Regions from separate parts of the Mus musculus genome. Here region 2 is linked to region 1. The links are chromatin loops, found by intact Hi-C in ENCODE. Cell type or tissue: left cerebral cortex. All regions are shown on one strand.

Region 1 (2,500 bases):
GGTCTTTCTTGTTTAAGAAGTGGTGGTCGGGAGAATAGAGATGACTCCAGTTCTTATGCAATCATGGATGATGTCTCCTGGTTTGTTTCCAGGGCTCTTTGTGAGGTAGGCCATTGGTGCTCTGGGCGGGGGGAGGCAATCTGAAATCATTTCTTACTTGTGTGCATCAGAGAGTTCATCTTTTACAAGTTGACATTCAAATAATCAAGAACTCATCCTTTGATTTATTCCTGCACCCGGCAGCTTTTTTTCCGCATCACAGTTAGTAAGTTCAGTTGGAGAGATTTGTTCCTTTAAAGTTTTTTTTTAATATTACCAGTCTTTCAGGGCAGCCTTCCTCAGAGGTCGCCCTACCACCATGTTTACCCCCGTCAGTCTCACATTTTGCTTCCTGTCTTTCAGGGAGTCCTTAACACACAATAAAAGCGTTTTCCCCAAAGACATGGGAACTATTTTTAAAAGTGTCTTTTATCAAATAGTTTATTTTTACAGTGTGTATTAAAGCAATCTGACCGTGTTTTACAAATTCCAACATCTTGTCCTGGGAACTAGTGAAAGCAATTTTTCACATATTTCTACTGAATGCATTTAAATGCAAGAGAATTCCACTGATCTCTAGGCATTAGCAAGTTAGAGTTGCCAGTTATAGAGCCTGGTCCCTCACCTCACGACATTCTGTATCTGGAATTTCTTTGTAGATTTTTTTTTTTCCTTTTTACAGCTGGCTTTGTATTCTCTGTTTGTTTGGGTTAGTTGGTTTCCTAAAAGGTAAAATATGAAGGCTACCCAAAATGAATATGATACCAATATATCCATGTACTTATAGATAGGAAACTACTCAGATAATGTTGTATGATGCTGTGTTTATTTAAATTAAGGTTACAAAATAATTGTAACTCACAGTAAGAAAAGAAGGTTCATTTTCGGATCTTAGAGTATGTGACAGTATGAGAACTTCATTGAAGTCACTGGAACCACACAGACCCCCTCCTCCGCATGTACCCATGGTCCTTATATACTAACACTTATTGTAGCATTTGTAAAGATGCGCCATCAGTCAGGACTCCTAAAACATATTGAGACAGCATGCAAGGATGTAACATCCCCACAATTGATGACCATCCAAAACTGGGAAACAAATGCTAAGTTGTATTCTGGAGTACAGTTGTCAGCCATGTTCACAATATCTGCACTACAGTCTTTATATCACGTACAGAACACAAAGCATGAGCTCTGCATCTGCTTTCTCTCAGTCAAGGGTACAGATGAGCTTCAAATTCCAAAGGCCAGCGCCTTAGAATCACTCTGTTAATGGTCAGCATTGCCCTCTAGTGGCAAGCACGACTAACCACAGCTTTGTCCTCCTTCAGTGACCCCAGAGGGCAGCCAGACGGGGCAGATTTGAGGAAGAGAAAAAGTACCAATGTTGGCAACACCAATTATCAAATGGAACCAGATTTTGACATTTATGATTTTTTTTTTTAGCATGAGCATTTTTTTCCAGTCTCTGGTGGAAGCCTGGAGGTTCATGGAGCCTGATGGAAAAACTAAGGATACTGGTCTGAAGTGTGTGTGTGTGTGTGTGTGTGTGTGTGTGTGTGTGTGTGTGACGTGACCTCAGGAGGTCTCTCAGGATCTCATGTAAACTAAAGAGTGTAAGTGTAGATCTTGCATGTGTGCAGGTCTTGTATATGTGTAGAACTTGCATTTTGCAGATCTTGCATATGTACAGATCTTGCATGTGTGAAGATCTTGTATATGTGTAGATCTTTCATTTGTATAGATCTTGCACGTGTGAAGATCTTGCATATGTGTAGATCTTTCATGTGTGTATATCTTGCATGTGTGCAGACCTTGTATATGTGAAGATCTTGCATATGTGTAGATCTTGCATGTGTGAAGATCTTGTATATGTGTAGATCTTTCATGTGTGTAGATCTTGCATGTGTGCAGATCTTGTATATGTGTAGATCTTGCATGTGTGAAGATCTTGTATATGTGTAGATCTTTCATATGTGTAGATCTTGCATGTGTGATCTTGCATATGTACAGATCTTGCATGAGTGAAGATCTTATATATGTGTAGATCTTGCATGTGTGAAGATCTTGTATATGTATAGATCTTTCATGTGTGTAGATCTTGCATGTGTGTAGATCCTGCATGGGTCTCCTTTTATTGTCTTCATATGTTGCATGACAAACTAAGAAAGACAGTGATCAGTCAGTCAAAAGCAGAATCAAAAGCTCCTTTATTCAGAAAAGTGATGAGACTTTAGAGATGAAAAGAGAAGAGGAAGAGAGAATAGTTTCTACCTCCATTTCCAGGTACAAAGGAAACAAAGAGGGAGGGGGAAACTCTTTAGTTTCCTAACTCTCTTAGAGAAATCAAGCACACACATACATATAAATAAATATGTAAAGAAACAAAACAAAACAATACAAAAGAGGAAACACATACTTAGGCTGAATACAAATATGGAGCCTTTAACTTTCTCCAAGA
Region 2 (2,500 bases), 650 kb before region 1:
TTTCTGTTTAGTTCCAATCACATATATGATACATTTTAAATCCACTTACCTCTTTTGATGCTAGAAATGTATTCTTTACAGGTTTCCTTGGAACCAGTACAGTTTATTCTTTGAAATGGACTTTGGTCTCCTGACTGTGTGGTACTAGCCGGGGACTGGTACTGCATCGTTTTGTTTAGTTAATCTGTCACCAGACATCCTCTTTGTAAGTGATTAGCTGTCTTCTAATCAGAGCCTACATATGTTATCTCACAGGACTATCCTTTAAATCAATACTTCCTGAAACCTATATTTCCAGAATTAAGTTCCGAGTGTGTTTCTATTAAGTAACAAGGTACCCAAGCCAAAGTACGAAACATTCTTAGTGACAGTTTAGACTTTTCCATTTTAATGGATAAACCCTGCATCACTTCATGAAAACTGCCAGTGAATATATGCGTGTGTATAATAATTTACAGACTATGTAACAGTAGTAAATTCACAAATTCAAATTGTTCTAGAAAAATTCCCTAGGTTATTTGCATATACTTGAAACATATCACCTTAAGCTGTTAAAATCTCTTGTGTGCTCGGTCGGGGACATGCAAACTCATAAACACCTACTGATGACGTATGTAAGGCACACAAGGAGCTGCAAGTTGTTTTTCTTTAAAACTAGTTTTGTTTTGATATTTAAAATCTCTGATTTGTCTTCCTCCTCTGGTTATTTGATAGTCCACACCTCCCCAAACTCATTCACATCACGCATGAGATACAGGATGTCTTTGTAGCTACATTCTGGTCCTTTCTTACAGCTCTCAAGAAGTCTACTGAGTAGTACTTCTGAGAAGGCAATCTGGAGACAGCTGGTAGTCCCCCTTCTTGTGTGGGTCTGACGAGGCAGATGCGAAAAGGATCTATCCTTCATGAGCACTAGTTCTCTGGAATGAAGTAGAAAAGAGCCTCCCCCAGGTGGCGGTAGCAACGTGTTCCCTCAGAAGGAATTTTCAACCAGAATTTAAGTTGCCGCCTCCAAGTGTAAACTGACATACAGCAATCTGCAACAAAATGTATTCGTTGTAGGGTGAATTTTTTTTTTTTAAGAGTGGGAGCTAGCAGGCCTTGGTTTCTGCGTTCCTTTATGGAATGCAGCCAGCACACGCAGACCCTAATTTTTCAACCTCTCATTTTTGAGATGAGCATTTAGGTCATTTGCTGAATACAAAAGGAAGGGTTATAAAAGGAAATTTGATGTTTATAAAAGGAAGTCGACCGTTCACAAGCATAGTTATAAATGACACTGGATATGCAGATGTTTAGCCACATTATCTAATGCTATATTAGATTTGAGACTATTTTATAGATTTATAGGAGGAAAATGACAAATATTAAACAAATTATGTAACAATATTAGCATTTCTCTTGGTGTTTGCTTTGATAAATCAAGGTAAAAGAACAACTTAAAAAAGTACTTTTCCACTGACATTACTAACTATGCTGTCACAGGACTAAAAAGGCTTCATCCTTAATTAGATGGTTTCAGTATGTGTGTTAGAAAGCAGAAATTAGCTACTTCAAGTTTTAAAAAAAATTAAAGCGGATCCTGAAAAAATTAGATAAAACCACAAAAAGGAATTCCAGTCTGCTGGAATTGGCAGAGAGGGGAGAGCCAAGCAAAGAGATTAACACCAGGAGAAGAAGGGCCTGTGGCCTGGGATAGGGATTTCAGCATTACAACCTGGGAGAATCTCCTAAATTGGAAGATGGAAAGAACTCAGGGACAACTTCAGAGTCAAAAGGGCTAATGTGCCACTTTTAGTCCTCTGCATCTATGGGATGCAAAACTACTTGTGTTCATAGTTTCCTTCTGTGATGGCTTTCCATTTTCATCTTAGTTTTGGTTTTTATTTCATTTTACTTGGTAGAAATTAAAGAAAGGGTTCAGCTCTGTATGTATATTAGCTCAGGATAAGGACCACACAAATCAGAGGACATGTAAGGACAAGTAAGTCACAAACAGGAGGTCTGTGCTGTAAGAATGCTAGTTCCCAGGAACTTGTAGGAACCATCCAGAGGATATTAGACCTTCCATCATCCATGAAATCATATATTTTCAGATGACAAAACCCTAGCTGCTGAGGATTTGATTTCAAACGTGTATATAGTATATAGCAACAGTTCTCAACCTGTGGGTCTCAACTCCTTAGGGGAGTTGAATGGCCTTTTCCCAAGGGTCACCTAAGACCATCAGAAAACACAGATATTTATGTGCAATTTGTAATAGCAGCAAAATTACAGTTATAAAGTAGCAACAAAAGTAAATTTATGGTTTGAGGTCACCACAACATGAGAAATTGTGTTAGGAAAAGGTGGCAGTGTTAGGAATATAGTCAATATTTACACATATGCATATATTTCTGTGTGCTCCTGTGTATATGCACATCTGAACAAAGCTTATAACTTGTCTATATATTCAATAAAATCCCACATCTTTATCAAATGAATTCTGTTATAAGCAGAT

Evidence for each region. Hi-C counts contacts between places; a loop is a spot of excess contacts. Peaks named below come from ENCODE experiments on the same cell type or tissue, not always from the same donor. Only the 100,000 strongest peaks of a DNase experiment are listed, where the experiment ranks them.
Region 2: a loop joins it to region 1, with 4 times the contacts of the local background. A loop is called at or near these places in 2 of 42 quality-filtered maps.

The regions. Positions count from the first base shown.
Region 1 is chr3:131,974,965-131,977,464 of GRCm38, reverse strand. All of the region lies in intron 2 of Gm29865 (a long non-coding RNA gene), which reads right to left. Among named protein-coding and RNA genes, the nearest start is that of Gm29949, 31 kb to the left of the region's middle. In left cerebral cortex, a CTCF peak has its summit at 1,329 (motif pointing left); a DNase peak (open chromatin) is centred at 1,301.
Region 2 is chr3:132,627,458-132,629,957 of GRCm38, reverse strand. It overlaps Gimd1 (GIMAP family P-loop NTPase domain containing 1), which reads right to left and starts at 112. Exons shown (of 3, transcript NM_001372140.1): 1 at 50-112. In left cerebral cortex, a CTCF peak has its summit at 962; a DNase peak (open chromatin) is centred at 919.